Regions from separate parts of the Homo sapiens genome. Here region 1 is linked to region 2. A link is a loop called in an ENCODE intact Hi-C map of the cell type or tissue named here. Cell type or tissue: endothelial cell of umbilical vein. All regions are shown on one strand. Each heading gives the region's core, and the rest is flanking DNA. Links, peaks and the distances in the headings are about the cores only. Region 1 overlaps LINC00189 (long intergenic non-protein coding RNA 189). Region 2 overlaps MAP3K7CL (MAP3K7 C-terminal like).

The links. A loop is a pair of places that touch in the nucleus more often than their neighbours do. Peaks named below come from ENCODE experiments on the same cell type or tissue, not always from the same donor. Only the 100,000 strongest peaks of a DNase experiment are listed, where the experiment ranks them.
Region 1: it touches region 2 in a loop (8-fold over the local background); 1 of 110 quality-filtered maps calls a loop at or near these places.

The regions. Positions count from the first base shown.
Region 1 is chr21:29,203,508-29,212,558 of GRCh38, reverse strand. All of the region lies in intron 1 of LINC00189 (long intergenic non-protein coding RNA 189), which reads right to left. Among named protein-coding and RNA genes, the nearest start is that of LINC00189, 15 kb to the right of the region's middle. In endothelial cell of umbilical vein, for the core only: no CTCF peak of the experiment used is centred there; a DNase peak (open chromatin) is centred at 3,748; H3K27ac peaks cover 2,826 bases.
Region 2 is chr21:29,140,556-29,149,606 of GRCh38, reverse strand. MAP3K7CL (MAP3K7 C-terminal like) reads right to left here. Exons shown (of 5, transcript NM_001286620.2): 3 at 357-418. Among named protein-coding and RNA genes, the nearest start is that of MAP3K7CL, 14 kb to the right of the region's middle. In endothelial cell of umbilical vein, for the core only: no CTCF peak of the experiment used is centred there; a DNase peak (open chromatin) is centred at 4,156; H3K27ac peaks cover 2,873 bases.

The DNA of each region.
Region 1 (9,051 bases), core at 501-8,500, 63 kb before region 2:
CCCTAGCCAGCTGGAGCCAGCTAAATTGGGGCAGGTTCTGGGCCCCAGCAACAGCACGGGCCCTGAGAGGAACTGGAGTTTCCTGGACTTACAGGGACACAGGACAGGTGTCTGATTCTCATCTGACAAAGTCTAATGAGAGGCCAGCTAGAGCTCCCTTCTAAGCAAAGTGAAGAGAAGCGGCCTACACCTTCATACCCTGTCTGAGGCCAGGTGCTGAGTGCTCTATGGGTTAAATGGAGACTATGGAAGGTAACCGTCTTGGGAACACTTGAAAGGGCCATATAGAAGGCATCTGCCTGGCAGGGCAAAGCAACCCCTAAAGGAGAGGCTATGGGATCTGATCAGATGAGGTTGCTAAGCAAGGCTCATAAGCAGTCATCTGATCACATGGCTTACTTCACAACCAAGTCTTTCATACTCAAAGCCAGAGAACAAGGTAGTGAGAGGACCCTTTGGGCATTTTCAGAAACTACTTCATGAGAGAAAGTGTGGAGGGTGCATTTGGGCATCTGCCTCCCAGAGGGCTGGAAACAGCCAGTTGTAACAGTGCCAGCCAACTAAGACTGTGCTATGCCTCTAGTCTTCCCACTCTCCTGCATTCTACCCTAGAGGCGTGAGGAACCGTGGATGAGAGAAAAGGTGGTCAGGAGGACCAGAGAAGCTGACCGCAACACCCCTTCCCCACTGTAGGCTTCCAGGACCCAGGCACCTGAGCTGTGGGGGGATGGGAGAAGGTTTAAATTGGACAAGTGATTGAAAGTTTGATGTTACCCTAGGTTGGACTTTTTGTTTCCAATTTTTTAAATTGTGTTAAAATACATATAACTAAAATTTACTGTCTTAGTCATTTTTAAGTATATGTTCAGTGGTATTAAATACATTTATAATGTTGTACAACCATTATCACCATCGATCTCCATAACTCTTCAGTAAAACTAAAATTCTGTACACATAAACCACTAACTCTCCACTTTCCTCTCCCCCTTGCCCTTGGGAAACACCATTCTACTGTCTCTATCAATTTGCCTACCCTAAGTGCCTCATATAAGTAGAATCAAACAATATTTGTCTTTTTATGACTGGTTTATTTCATTTAACATAATATCCTCAAGTTCATCCATGTTGTAGCATATTTCAGAATTTCTTTCCTTTTTAAGGCTGAGTAATATTCCTTGTATGTATTTACCACATTTTGCCTGTCTAGCCATCAATCAATAGATAATTGTGTTGCTTCTACATATTAGCTATTGTGAATATAATGCTGCTATAATCATGGGTGCACCACTTTCATTTCTTTGGGTATATACTCAGAAGCATAATTACTGGATCATATGGTAATTCTATTTTTTAATTTTTCGAGGATCCACCACCATACCATTTTCCACAACAGTGTACCATTTTGCATTCCTACCAATAGTGTACAAGCGTTCCAATTTCTCTACATCCTCACCAACACTTGTGATTTTCTGTGTTGTTTTAAATAGTAGCCATCCCAATGAGTGTCAAGCGGGATCTCCTTTTAGTTTTGATTTGTATCTCTCCAGTGACTGTTAATGTTGAACATCTTTTCACATGCTTATTGATCATTTATACACCTTCTTTGAAGAAATGCCTATTCAAGTTCTTTGCCCATTTGAATCAGGTCATTTGTTGTTGTTCAGTTTTAGGAGTTCTCTATATATTCTGGATACTAATCAACCCCTTCTGTGAGTTGCAAATGTTTTCTCCCATTCTGTGGGTTGTCTTTTTAGCCAGCTGATATTTTCTTTGATGTCCAATTTTAAAATTTTTCATGAAGCCCAATTTGTTTATTTCTTCTTTTATGGCCTTTGCCTTTGGTATAACAGCCACCAAAAGATTGTTTTCAAATCCAATGTTGTGAAGCTTTTGCCCTGTGTTTTTTCTAAGATTTATATAATTTTAGGTTTTACAAATGGATCTTTGATATACCTTGAGTTAATTTTTATATATGATGTTAGGTAAAGATCCAACTTCATTATTTTACATGTGAATATTGTTTTCCCATGGGCTGGACTTTTTAATACCTGAAAATGGGATCTTTAAGACAAATTTATCCATAGACAGGAAAGAGAAATCTGAGAGGGGGTTTGAAAGAACAAGGCTGACTTCTACTTGGCCTCCTATGTCCAGCCCATTCAAAGAATTGGTTCTATAACCAAAGCACAATTATCAGGTAATGAAACTGGTTTCCTGTGTGGTATATAAACCAACCCTGAAGGAAATACTCCAAGAAAAAAACAGTTTTAAGAAACTCCATTAGCAAGACATTTAAAAATAAAGAAAGAGCTCAAAGGGAGCATTTTGGAGGCTATCACATGTACTAGTTCATTATCTAAAGGCTTTGCCAGTGGTATGATGACAGGTGGGCAGTGTGTGCCTCAAAAAAATGGGTCACCTTATTTAGACTAATCTCAGATTTTAAACATCAGAAAAGGACAAAATATTTAATCTTTATCACAAAATAAATCAAAGGGCTCAGTAAAGTCATTTAAAAAGAACATAAATCACAATAGAAGAAAACAGAAGATCCAGACATATGGCACCAGCAATGATTTTACCTCCTTCCCTGTGTTCATAATTTCCTCCACCTTTTTTCTATATACAAGCCTGCCTCACAGACCACATGTGTGAGGATATTTTGGACTTTATATCAAGCATTTCTATGACTCATATAACATCATCTAATGGACCACTTATGTCATTATTTCCAAGAAAATAATCTTTAAGGAATGGCACTAAAAATTTGTTCTCATCTAAGGTATTAAAGGTTTTTTTCTATATACATAAACTAGAAAATAGTATTAAGACATAAAAATAATGCTTTAAATTATATGTTAACACCATAAAGAAAATATTCCTAGGGTTGCATTATCCAACCCTGTAGCCACTGGCCACATGCAGCTATTTAAACTTAAATTTTAATTAATTAAAGTTTTAAAAAATTAAATATTCATTTAGTAATGGCCACCACATTGGACAGCATATACACAGAAAATGTTTATCATTATAGAAAGTTTTTTTTTTTTTTTTTTTAGAGACAGAGTCTCACTCTGTTGCCCAGGCTGGAGTGCAGTTTCATAATCTCAGCTCACTGCAATCTCTACCTCCCAAGTTCAACTGATTCCCCTGCTTCAGCCTCCCAAATAGTTAGAAATACAGGGATGCACCACCAACCCCAGCTAATTTTTGTATTTTTAGTAGAGATGGGGTTTCCCATGTTGGCCAGGCTGGTCTTGAACTCCTGACCTCAGGTGATCCACCCACCTTGGCCTCCCAAAGTGCTGGGATTACAAGCATGAGCCACCACACCTGGCCTATTACAGAAAGTTGTTTTGGACAACACTGTTCTAGAGTTTCAGAGCCAATCACTTTGGAAAATTTAAAAAACTAGTGTTTTCTGTGCATGACTAGGTTCTTAATATCTTAATGCTCAAGCAATTTGAGCTTTTGTAAAGTAAGAAGATACGTGATGTCACAGGCTTGTAAAGGCAGAATATTATTCCTCAATTTAGAGACAGGCTGAGTTCCCTTGATACTTTATTTTTAAATTGCTGTATTAAGGCCAAGAGACAGGCAAAAATTCAAAGTTGCAAAACTTCTTCCTAGAAGCCTGAATGCCCTTCAGATTGCTTGCAAACCATGAAAATTCAGCACTGAGGGATTTAAAATGTTGAGTAGTGATCTCATGCACTTAGCTTTTTCACAGAAGTTTTCATGGTTTCTCGAATAAACACATAATGCACTTCTTTGTGTCACATTTTTTCCCATATTTGTCATTTTCACTTCCCTTTTACATGATTCATCTTTTAATGTATTAAGGTTACATTATTTACTGGCATGCATGGATATTTGTGAGAGTACTGAAGAAGGGAAAACTTACGGGAACTTTTTTTAAATTCTGTTATCTAGAAACTCATTCTTTACTTGGAACAAGGAAAATTAGGAGTTTTGAATCGTTGACATTTTACTATTCAGCTTCCTTTCCCCACCAAAGAACAAGCTGAATAAATCTTTGTCAGAATTTAAATTTGTCTTTAACTGCTTCCTCCGGAAACATGCAGAGTATTAGATCATCAAAAATTACATTCATTTGTCTAATGAAAGCATGTCCAAATCTCAGAAGCTTTATCTAATGTCTAACCAGAATATGTGATTTCATCTGCCTACAGTGGAAAAATCTATATGTAGCCTAAAAATTCTCATTATGATATTCTTAAAACTTTATCATAGGGAGACTGGAAGGAGCAAGTACAGTCTCTTTACAAGCAATGTGGCTACCAATCCCCAGCAACACCTCAACCCCATCCTGGAGCAGTGGCGCCGTTAAGGAAGCGTCTTTGCTAGAGAAATCTATACATGGGCTTTTTGGTGCTTATGGTAGCTCTCACTATATGGTTCTGACAGTCTGACTTCTGAAACTATTGTGTGTCTACAGCCATACCACTCTGCACGTGCCCGATCTCATCCGAAATTAAACTATTATGATAATGAATGTTATTTTTTGTATAGGCAGAACTTAGATTTTTAACTCTTAGCAACCTTTATTAAATGGAAAGGGATTGTTAACACACCCAGCCCCGTACCTTGTCCCTTCCTATAACTAAAGAAAGACCTAGAGAGACTGACTTTGGAAAACTAATTGACAGTTGCTATGTTTTGAATGTCCCCACAAAAACTCATGTTGACATTTAATTGCCATTGTAAGGGTATTGGAAGGTGGAACCTTTATTTAAGAAGTTAACACTATAAAGAAAATATAAGGGCTCTGCCCTCGTGAATGGATTAATGCCAGTATATTGGAAGTAGGTTAATTATCACAAGAGTGGGCTTCTGATAAAAACCTAAGTTCGGCCCCTATTTCTGTCTCTGTCTCATGGGCTCAATCCCACCTTCCACCCTTTCACCATGGGATGCCACTCACCAGATGCCAGTGCCATTTGGACTTCCTAACCTCCAGAACCATGATCTAAATAAACCTTTCTTTATAAATCATCCATTCTGTTATAGCAGCAGAAAACAGATGAAAACAAGTGTTGAACAATTTACGGAATTTTTAAAATTTTGTAAAGTTTACTGTGGTCTTCTGAGAAATTTCCTAGGTCCAGGCATACTATTGGCATTCAAAAAAACCACATATAATATTAGAATTCAGGGAGGGAAAAGAGGAACAAAATTTTGATGGAAGTGAATGGTAAAGATTATGAATTTCCAGGAAGAGAAGTATTGCAAAGAATTCCAGATGGGGCAGGCACCGAAATGAGGTAGAAGAAATGAACCTAAGATATGTCAGGAAGAGGAAGAGTACAAAAGGCTGTAATCAACGCTTTTCAGACTTTAACATGCCTAGGAATCACATTTTGCTACAATGCAGCCTTAGATGAAATAAATCTGGATTAGGGCCTGAGACTCTGCATTTCTAGCAGGCACTCAGGTGATTCCAATGCTCTGCTTTCATAGGCCACATTTTGAGTAACAAAGCTGCAGTCAACTCAGTTACCATAATCACGAATAACTCACATTTATATTGATCCTTTGTTGCACAGGACGGTCTCTCACATAATTTACCTCTTTCGATCATTAGATGAATAAAACAGGATTCTGTGAATATCCAGTCTTATTTTATCTCTGTTATGGAAACACAGGGAGGCTCTGAGGACTCAGCATTGCACCACACTCCTGGATTTTTAAGAAACTCTCCTTTTAACAAGTTCTAACGATCATCTCAAATATTCTACACATCCTTTCCCAAACTGGATGTGATTAGATATGCCAGTGGTAAAAATGTTTCATGCTCAAATAAGTTTGAAAACGTGAGTTACACACAGTTAGATGTTTCTTTACTATAAGACTCTCAGAGTGTTCGATACGAATGTACATCAGAAGTCTTTGAGAGATTTGACCACAGACACAATGCTTTCTTTGTAGTAAACCTATTAACACCTGCTGGAGAAACTTCCCTACATTGTGAACAGTGAGGTTTTGACTACTAGTTCTGAGGTCTCATTGTTCTTAACTTCATAGATATTACTTTGACCAATGTAATCAGTGACCTATGCTTAAATATAAGTCATTGCTAAGAGAGTTTTCAAAGCTGGCCAGGGCATCCACTTAGAAACAATGATCACCTTTGCACGAGTTGATTAGATGGGGTTGAGCAGAGAACAGCTACTGTAGAAAACGCTGGAAAGAGCATCATGCTGAGAATGTACAAAGGACACATCATACAATTAGGATACTGAAAACCATCATTTTAAATGGTGCACCATAGCTGTAAACCGTAAGGAAATGATAGTGGCAAACAGGACCAGTCTACTGTGTACCAAACAAACAGAATAGCTCATCATAAGTAAGCAGAGAAGTGCCCAACCCAAGGACTGAGGTTTATACAAAAGTTTTCCAAGCACAGCCCATAGTGTCCTGTAATCACTGCCTTTGTGAGTGAAGAGAAAGACCAAAAACTTTCCAGCACAAGACTTCGGAAGTCTGACCTCACCCTTCCCCACTATGATAACTAGGAGAGAAGTTTCTAACTATATAAAATATATGAAACTCAAAGCTACAAAAAATACCTCTCTGACCTTTCTTTGGACTGGTTATGTTAAAATAAATTGTGAATTGAGGTTTTGCCTACAACAAATGGACATAGAGCAATGATAAGCTACTCTCTATAATGAATTCTGAGTAAGAAGAAATGAACTCTTTTTATTCTTTTTTTTCTTTTTTTTTTTTCGAGACGGAGTCTCACTCTTTCACCCAGGCTGGAGTGCAAGTGGTGCGATCTCGGCTCACTGCAAGCTCCGCCACCCGGGTTCACACCATTCTCCTGCCTCAGCCTCCGGAGTAGCTGGGACTACAGGCGCCCGCCACCACGCCCGGCTAACTTTTTGTATTTTTAGTAGAGGCGGGGTTTCACCGTGTTAGCCAGGATGGTCTCAATCTCCTGACCTCATGATCCACCCACCTCGGCCTCCCAAAGTGCTGGGATTACAGGCGTGAGCCACCGTGCCCGGCCGAACTCCTTTTTTTATATAAAAAATAAAAAGAGCTTTAACCAAACTGACTTTTTCCTTTTACACACAGAAATAATTGATGCTTTCAAAGTTTAGGAGAAAATTCTAAATATGCTGTCATGATAGCTAATGGAGTTTCCTTGATATCTGTATTAGTCTATTCTCACGCTGCTAATAAAGATGTACATGACACTGGGTAATTTATAAAGGAAAGAGGCTTAATTGACTCACAGTTCCACATGGCTAGGAAGGCCTCACAATCATGGTGGAAGGCCTGTGAAGAGCAAAGTCACATCTTACACGGCGACAGGCAAGACACTGTGTGCAGGGGAACTCCCATTTATAAAACCATCAGATCTCGTGAGACTTATTCACTACCACAAGTACAGTAGGAGGGAAACTGACCCTATGATTCAATTATCTCCACCTGGCACCCGGCAGGGGTTATTACAATTCAAGGTGAGATTTGAATGGGAACACAGCCAAACTATATCATATCAATATCAAATTTCCATCTCATAGAAAATTGATATACAATGGTTCTCAAAATTCAGCTGCATCAAAATCACCTAGAGAGCTTGCTGAGATCTACACTGGAGTTTCCAATTCAGTAAAACTGGGATGGGGCCTAAGGATCTGCATTTCTAACAAGTTCTCAGGTGATACTGATGCTGCAGTTCTGGGGGCCACATTTGAATACAGCTGGAATGGGATGAGCCTTAGCAATCAGCTGATCCATATCTTTACCTTACAGATGAGGAAGCGGGGCATAGAGAAGAATTTATCACTGAAGGCGAGGCCAGCAACAGCTACCTTGAACACCCCTGCACTCTGCTCTGTCCTTTTCCACTGTTTTAGTCACATGTCCAGGGTCTCAAAATGTTATACTGCTTTTCCCTACACTCTCTTCTCCATTCCCTTATCAGGAAAAACTACAAAAACTTTATTGTGGGGAAAAAAGATTACCAGGACTCTGTCTGTCTATCCTTCTAGTGTATCTTTGCCTTGTACTCCCTTTCAGCTGCTTCACTACTCTCAATATTGTCAAAAACTAATAACACAAATGATGCTTGCCTGAAGAAATGAAAGTGAATTGGGCCCTGTGAAATACAATTGATTATTGGGCTGTAGGTATTAACCCAATATGCCTGTAAAATGATTTCAGCATTCTCAATTCCCTCTGTGTGTATGTGTATTTAATTCTCTTTTGAATGTATAGTATCTTAATATGCTCCACAATAAATACAGAGTTAAATAAAGTCTTTGGCGTGTGTTCATTTACTATTTTTATAATTTTTGTGTCATGGTTTATGTTTTTTAAAAAAACTTACCTTTTAACATGCTAAAAAAGACAGTACTTCTTGAATGGTAGAATAAAGACCATCAAAAATCTGCTCATCCATAAAAGCAATGAGATCAGTGGCAAAAATTGTCAAAATTAACTTTTTCAGAACTCTGGAAATTAACTAAAAGATTGCAAAATGTCAAGGACTGTTTAGTCAGGAAAAAATGGCTGAATCTTGGTAAGACCAGTGAGCTATTTTGTGGCATTTTAACTTGACCTAATCCCTCTCCCCCACCCCAATGCCATGGTAACATTGAAAACCAACAGCCTCGCAACTACGGTAGCTATGAAAACCAGCAGCCTGGCAGCCACTGGAGAGGGTCAAATGGATATGGATATAAAACTTCCCCCAAATCTCATAATTGTTAAGACTTGACCTGTGTGGCAGTTCACTGAAAATATCCGTTCTCAGGGCTTTTCTGTATTTGACCTAACCCAGAATTTGCTCTGTGCCAACAGCCCTATTCCTAGGACATTTGTTTAAAAAAAAAAATAGGTGGCAATTATTTCACATTGCAGCTGCCTGAGACAATGTTACTGGTTGGAGCTAACAGGAAACCGACCAAAACACAACCACCAAGGAATTAAGATGTCCATAAGAGACTTTGGAAAGCAAACACATATTCCTGCAAATACAGAAGGTCATTCACATGTGCAGGGCTGTGTACCTGC
Region 2 (9,051 bases), core at 637-8,636:
GTTTAATACTAAATCACTAACCCCAGACAAGCCAAAAATGCAATGACCTAGAGACAGCCATATCGAAGTAGAGAAGGGACCCGTCCTTTTCCCAGGCTCCAGAACCCCTTAAAAATAGGAGCCAGTTTATGCTATAAGCACTTGCTGTCCTGGTGCCATAGCCAGATAACCAGACAGGGGCATTCCATGAGGGCTTCAGCCTGACTTTGGAGCTCTAGAAATGTAATCCTTGATGACTTCAAAGCCCCACATTCTGGGTCCAAGTCAGTCTCCCCTAGTCAGGCCACTCTCTGCCCAGCTCGCTATACTTTATGACACTAAGGAGGAAAGAAGAGAGACTTTAGAAAAATCCTTACCTGTAGCTGCTGGTCTAATTCTGGAAAGACCAAAGGAATGGAGTCTTCAGGGGGTGTATCATCTAAAACAAGGAAATAAAATGATTCTTCACTATGGAGCTCTTTCTTGTAGGAGTCCTTGGACTCCCCCAGAGTTAGACCATCAGTATACACTGTTTCAGTCATTTCATCACTTCAGTTGGGGACAGACAGAATGTAAAGGACAATTTTGCTCATTTTCTGTACACACAGATGCGTGGAGAGCTTAGGTCGCCTGAACAAAATTTTGCAAGCAAATATCAGAATCCTCAAATGTCCAGGCTGGCAGCTCTCCAATTAAGAAGGACTGCTTGTCTTTCAATACTCTTACATTGGCCAAAACCAAAAAATATGATATGAAACAAAATGCTTTAACAAGGTGCTAATGAGGTGGCCAGAAGGACTTTAATGGGACAGGAGAACATGTTAGTGAAAAGTAGAAGCATTCGTTCTGCTCTGAATGACTCCAAGTGCCACAAGCTGTGATGGTATTGCTGTCTGCTCCTACCACAAACCACACTAACAGGCAGTTAACCAGAAACTCATTCTGGGTTACAGTGAGAAGCAGGCAGCAACCCAAATGGGGCGTTTCTTTCCAATACACCAGGCAGCACTCCTACCCTGCAGCAGAATTCACAGCTTTGTTAGGGAGCGCCAGAGCCCAGAGAGTCCCGAAAGACCTCCTAACTCATGCTTACGTTGACTGGTTGGCAATAGGCAGCTGTTGCTGGATGGCAAGATGCAGTTCTAAGAAGCATTTGAGGAAACCTGACCAAAATATGGGTCAAAATATCCAAGTCACCCCCAATCTCTTCAAGAACATAGTGCTGACCGAGCCTTGGTGCTAGAAAGCAGAACTTCCATTATCTCCAGGTACTCTCTGGCTCTAAGGTCCATTGGCCACTCATTTCCAATCCCTACCCTAGTACATACACAGTACACATATATGTACAGTAAAGGTACAGTACAGATACATATACAGTACACATACAGTATACCTACACATACATATATAATAGAGATACAGTACAGGTATATATACAGTACACATATACATACAGTACAGGTACAGTACAGATACATATACAGTACATACATATAAAATACAGACACACATACAGTATACCTACACATACATATATAATAGAGATATAGCACAGATACATATACAGTACACATATACATACAGTACAGGTATAGTACAGATACATATACAGTACATATACATATGCAATACACATACAGTACACATGCACATACACAAACATATATAATATATAATAGAGATACAGTACAGATACATACACAGTACACATACATATACAATACAGATACAGTACACATACACATACATATAATAGAGATACAGTACAGATATACAGTACAGATATATACAGTACAGATACAGTTAGGTTTATACAGTACACATATACAGTACAGATACAGTTAGATATATACAGTACACATACAGATACAGCACAGATACATACATACACAGTACACATACATATACAATACAAATACACATACAGTACACATACACATACATATACAATAGAGACAGTACAGATACATATACAGTACACACATACAGTACAGGTATAGTACAGATACATATACAGTACACATATACATACAGTACAGATACATACACAGTACACATACATATACAATACAGATACAGTACACATATACATATATAATAGAGATACAGTACAGATGCATATACAGTACACATGTATACAGTACAGATACAATAAGATATGTACAGTACACATACAGATACAATACAGATACATATGCAGTACATATACATATACTGTACACATATATATGCAGTACAGTACATATACATATACAGTACATACATACAGTACACATACACAGTGCAGATACATATACAGTGCATATATGTATACAGTACAGATACAGTGCATATACTACATATGCAGTACACTTATACATATAGTACACATACATATACAGTACATATACATATATAGTACCTATACATATATACATTTACAGTACACATATGCATATACAGTACACATACTATGCATATACAGTATGTATGCAAAATATAAGGTGAAAAAATAATTTAAAAACCAAAGCTATTTTAAATTATAATAAAGCAAGAAAAGATAACAGTTTTTATGTTTTCATAGTCATCACCAAATTTCTTGATAAAAACTTGTTGGTGTTCTTTTTGAACTAGAGGAAGTGACATGGGCCACATACAATGTGGAAACAAGTATCCTCTCCCAATGTGCTGATAGTACAGTCCAGAATAAAATGCAGTACACAAGGCATTTCTGGCATCTAAGGCATTGAAAGCATCGAAGATAATCACCAAAAAGATAATTTAAACAAGCATGGTATTCACTTTGACCAAACCCCTCAAGGGTCATATCACTTAATAGTCTCTGGTATATTTTAGTCAAGAGTAGTATAACAATACTTCCATTTAAAAGTAGTTTAAAATAATGACAATGCATCACCAAATTTGAATCTGTTTTGTATCTGCTCCTATGCTAGACAATGGGTGTCCTCAGATTCAGTGATATCACTTAACTTTAGCTCACAGAACAAGTAAAAACTGAGAAATTTCCCAAGCCCCTTGCTGCAGGTTAGAGGACAGTCTTCAGAGGAACTGAGATTCAGTCCCAAGGCCCTTTGAATGCTCTACTTAGACCAGAAGTGACAAATTCTGCCAATTACTGTGCCTTGTTAAATCCACCCCAATGTTTGCAAAGAATTGGACAAAAGGCAAAAATAATACACTTGTCACCACTGAACCTTTAGAGGTAGGCTTCATTATAAAACCTATGCTTTGTGAAACTGATTTTGTTCTTAAGTGCGTTTACATTCACTGCAGTACAAGTTTAATAACCTAGACATCACGACCATTTTAGCTCATTGGGTCCAAGGCCAGAATGATTTGGCAAAGGTAAATGGGAACACACTGTACTTGTGCATCCCAACCCTAATAATCATAGACAAGCAGGCACTTGTTGGAAGGAGAAACCACTCTGTAAAGTATGAGAGCAGCTGAGACATTCTAGAATTCTAGAAGACAGCCAGGAATGAATCTTAAGGCTTCCTGAGACTTAATCCACCTTGCCCCCTGTGAAGTCACACTCCTTCCTGCTTAATTATTAAAAAAAAAAAAGTTATCCATTTACTTTACTACAGTAATGTAAATAGCAAACACCTGGTATCAACAGACTTAATGAGGCCCGTTGTGGAAATCGACGTCCTTATTTATAGTCACGCCATGTCACCTCACACATATGTGACCATACTGATAAACTTACAGATAAATAAAGTAGCTTCAAATTGGACTCCTTGAGTTGAAATAAAAGTCTAATTGATTAACGTAGAAATCAACATACAATAGATGTTTTAGAGAGTCAAGCAAAATAAAAAGTAAGACTTTTGTTAAAGAATGGATCAAGTTGGATTAACCCAAGCAGGAAATAGCAGCGGAAACAAGAAAACCAAAGACAGATGTATGAAGCCTACCAAGTCTGAAAGCCAGGCCTGTATTTCACTGTTTGATGCCATCTGGTTTAGCTGGCATCCCTACCAGCCAGAAGTTTCAGGGCTTGCGAAGCTGCTTACAAAGCTGCCCCAAGTTGATGTGTGGTGTGTTTACTTTTAAACAGTGGCTGCCTTCTTTGACTGGTTTTAAAAATAGGCAAATATTCTAAAAGCAGGATGATGAATCACTGGATTGGGCCAAAAGGAAAGAAGGAAAATGACTCATGCTGACTTGTAGCACAGCTGTTCCAAAAACATTTGGCTGAATCGTTGTAAAACATTTTGACAGTGATACCGGATCGGAGTTCCTGACAGCAGTTAAGTTTGTTTTGACAATTCCAGAAGCATAAAGTAGACTGTACAGTAGCTGTACAAGAGACCCTCTAGCAAATTTAGCTTTTTTGAAAAAAAAAATAGTTGCTTGATATGTTTATAATGGGACAAAATCACAGCACAAGTACATTTTTATTAAAATTTACCAATTATTTATTGTGCAAGACAGGGACTCAGACTTACGCAAATTGGCAAATCACTTTATCATATTTTTAATGCATTAAGGAAGTAATTTGAAGGCTTCTTCTTCAAAATGGCACTGTAGACTTACTAGACCAAGCAAAATGTATCCTAAGAAATTTTTTAAAGGATGAAATATAAAGGAAAGAAGAGGAAAATTTTTTATATAAACAGATGTTCACTGCCTGTTTGGCAAATACAATGTGACTAAGCCAACGTCCTTAAGCTAGAACTTTCTTACTGACAGCCCAACCATTATGATGTACCATAGTACATTTGATGATGGGCTCTTTTCAACATCTATTGAGCAGCTGTTGGGTTGGTTTCAGGATTATTTTGTTTGTAGATTCCCTTCAATTGTCTTCTCTGTGTTTCTCCATAACTTGAATAAATAGGACACATTGGGTCTGTAATCCAAATCCTCCCTGTTATTTAGCAATGATAGCTAGCAATCAGTTAACAGAGAATATTGAAGCTGGAAAGGACTAGGCAACCATCTGGTCCAGCCCCCTCAGAGTAGAGCTAAAGACAAGGACCCCAAAAAGGGAAAGAAGCCACCCAAGACTCCACGATTCGTGGCCATGTAAGACTAAGGGGTGTCCCCCAGCCCTGGGCTCTTTCCACCATACCACTCCGCTCTTCTTCACTTACTAGTCCATAGGTTCTCAGACTCGTATTTCATGAACCAGTAAAATTTTCCCTAAAATATTCTGGCTGGGCACAGTGACTCATACTTGTAATCCTAGCACTTTGGGAGGCCCAGGCAGGAGGATCACTTGAGGTCAGGAGTTCGAGACCAGCCTGGCCAACATGGTGAAAACCTGTCTCCACTAAAAATACAAAAATCAGCCTGGCTTGGTGGCACATGCCTGTTGTCCCTGCTACTCGGGAGGCTGAGACAGAAGAATCGCTTGAACCCAGGAGGCTGCAGTGAGAACTGGAGGTTGCAGTGAGCCAAGATCAAGCCCCTGCTTGCACTCCAGCCTGGGCAACAGAGCTAGACTCCGTCTCAAAAAAAAAAAAAAATTCCCTAAAACATGGGGAATTATGTCTTAAGAGCATCCAACTTTTTATTTAGCTAGTGAAGATGATTCAAAAATGACCACCGGATATCATTAGTATCCCTTTAGGACAGAGAGAACATTTCAACACCAAAATCATAAGGCAATCATAGAGTAAAGGAGTGGCCATTATATTACATACATTTAGCTTTACAGATAAAAATAAGCATATACCCAAAACACCTCACTGTCGTACCCTTCTTTCTTTCTTTATATCAGAGGGGTGAAAACTTCATCAAAGCCAGACCAGGTTTTGAGAACCACTGTTCTAAACAGCATCTTCACTGGGTTTTACAATCAATCATCTCCCCCTCCCACTGTGCTCCCCATCGTAGACATAACTGGGATGTAAGTTGAGACGCCCTAAATCCTTGTTAAAAAGTGTTTAGGTTGGGCCACGCGGGGTAGCTCACACCTGTAATACCAGCACTTTGGGAGGCCGAGGTGGGCGGATCACCTGAGGTCGGGAGTTCGAGACCAGACTGACCAATATGGAGAAACCCAGTCTCTACCAAAAATACAAAAATTAGCCAGGCGTGGTGGCACATGCCTGTAATCCCAGCTACTCAGGAGGCTGAGGCAGGAGAATTGCTTGAACCCAGAAGGCGGAGGTTGCAGTGAGCCGAGATTGCGCAACTGTACTCCAGCCTGGGCAACAAGAGTGAAACTCCGCCTCAAAAAAAAAAGAAAAAAAAAGTGTTTAGGTTTCCACACAGAGAAGACCTCAGGAGAGGGAAAGCCATGCCCAGAGGACATTCCCAAGCCCACTCCACTCCCCAAGCAGAACACAAGAGGCAGCCTTGCCCAGGATCCACTGAATTTGTTGACATTTCCTGCAGTTACAGCTGGCTTCATGGGCATTGGACCTATGTGATCACACAGAGCCCGCCCTCCAGACGGGCCCCACGCTTAATTTAATGCTATAGTGTCTTGAATTTCTTAAAAATTTTTGAATGAGGAACCCTGCATTTTCATTTTGCACCATGTCCTGCAAATTATGAAGTTGATTCTACCTGCAGTATGACCTCTGAGTGCTGGTGTCCTGTAAATTGTCCTGCAGGTCACCAGGGACAAACTGACACTTACAAGGCAAGTGAATCTGAGTAGTGGCTTAAGTGTTGAGGCTCATACAGAAACTTTCCTAGGAACTGTTTGCCTATGAAGGCTCCTAACCACTAAGAACACAGCGGGTCAGTACAACGTTCAGTAGGACACAGACTTGCATTTGAATCTCGGGTTGGCCACTTTTTAATTGGTGAATGTGAACAACTGGCATAATCTTCTTGAGACTCAGTTTCCTCCTCTGCAAAATGGGAAGGGTATTACCTGTCTCTGAAAATTTGTATTGATAAAGCAATGTATATGTCAATCACTGGCCTAAAGCCCAGCACCTAGGAAATAACCAGTAATAACAATGAATGCTTAATATAATTAAGTTCATTTTTCATTCTTTTTCACTATAAAGCCAACCAAAGGAGTAATGTGGAGACAGGGGAGCTGTGTGTGTATATATGTGAGTAGTGGCACTTTTTCCTCTAACCCATGTCTATTCTATCAAGCTAAACTTCTGAGGTGGGGAATTATTCTTCATCATCTGAATAATACAAAGGCAAAACACAGGGTTAAGGTCAATGACTCTAATTACTGAGTTCTGCCTCTGCCACTTAAGGGAGATTTCCCTGATGCAGCCATAACCTCAGGTCTTGTGGATTTACTCTCTTCATTTAAATCTGAATTTAAGAATCTTCTGTCCAGGCGCAGTGGCTCATGCCTGTAATTCCAGCACTTTAGGAGGCTGAGGTGAGAGGATTGCTTCAGTTCAAGAGTTTGAGACAAGCCTAGGTAACATGGCAAAACCCCATACCTACAAAAAATACAAAACAATTAGCCGGGCATGGTGGCGCACACCTGACGTCCCAGCTACTTGGGAGGCTGGGGCAGGAGGATCACTTGAGAATGGGAGGTTGAGGATGCAGTGAGCAGAGATCATGCTACTGCACTCCAGTCTGAGTGGCAGAGTGAGACCTTGTCTCAAAAACAAAATTTACTTCCAAACACTTTTTATATGAAAGATAGTAAAAAAAAAAAAAATTAACTTACGCATAAAAGGTCTTTGAGTACTGTCATTTTAAATCTAAATTTAAATTAATATTTTATTTTTAGGAATAAAATATGTGATAAAAAGTAGCCAATGCACATTCCCAATATATCAAAAAAAATTAATTGCTAGATACCCAAGTCCTTGTTAGAGTATAACATAGTTTTAAGACACAACAAAAGCTTTTTAAAACTTTGCTTCCTGCTTATTAAACACTAGAGATGTGAATTATTTAATATACATTGGATTTTCAGGGCCCATAAGATTACAAGTATAGCTATAGAGATGGATGTGGATATTAACACAGATATGGATAAAGATAGAGATTTGGGATGACAAAGCAGGTTTTCAATACTTTGTAAATTAATAAACATGATGTTATCTTAACCAGTACCTAAAATTGTCAGGCTAACAAGATCATGCATCAATAGACTGGTTTTGCTATGCAAAAAAGAGACTTGATTCAGTTAAGGACAATTTCTCTCTTTTTTTTTTTTTTCTTTTTGAGATGGAGTCTCGCTGTGTCACCCAGGCTGGAGTGCAGTGACTCAATCTCGGCTCTCTGCAACCTCTGCCTCCCAGGTTCAAGCGATTCTCCTGCCTCAGCCTCCTGAGTAGCTGGGACTACAGGCACCTGCCACCACACCTGGCTAATTTTTTGTATTTTTAGTAGAGACAGGTTTCACCACGTTAGCCAGGATAGTCTCCATCTCCTGACCTCATGATCCCCCACCTCTGCCTCCCAAAGCGCTGGGATTACAGGCGTGAGCCACTGTGCCCAGCCAAGGACAAATTTTATGTTTCTTGGAAACACCTATTCACTATTATTGTAGCTATCATTTTGTGAGTGTCTATTTATCCTGTTGTTAGAATATTTTGACTGACTTAGGTTATAACATACTCACTGTCCAAAAAACACCTGCCTCAAGAAGAACTTATTGGGGCTGGGGCAGTGGCTTATGCCCATAATCTCAGCACTTTGGGAGGCTGACGTGAGTGGATTGCTTGAGCCCAGGAGTCCAAGCCCAGCCTGAGCAACATAGTGAGATGCCATCTCTACAAAAAATAAACAAGAAACCGAGTATCATGGTACATGCCTGTAGTCCTAGCTACTTGGGAGGCTGAGGTGGGAGGATAGTTTGAGCCCAGGAGGTTGAGGCTCTAGTGAGCCAAGATTGCACCACTGCACTCCAGCCTGGGTGACACAGTGAGATCCTGTCTAAATAAAGAAATAAATGAGCAAACAAGAGCCTATTGGAAGTATATTTATCCTTCAGCACACCACCAAATAAAATTTACCCCTTCTTTTCTTCTTTCCTACCACAACATACCAGAAGTAACCTTCCTCCATCAACCCCATGGCCTTTGGGAAGCTATTTGTTGTCGGGAAGCTATTTGTTGTCAAGAAGCTTTGAGCTTTCTCTTATAACATGAACTCTGCCTCTAAATGGGCAATGAAGTA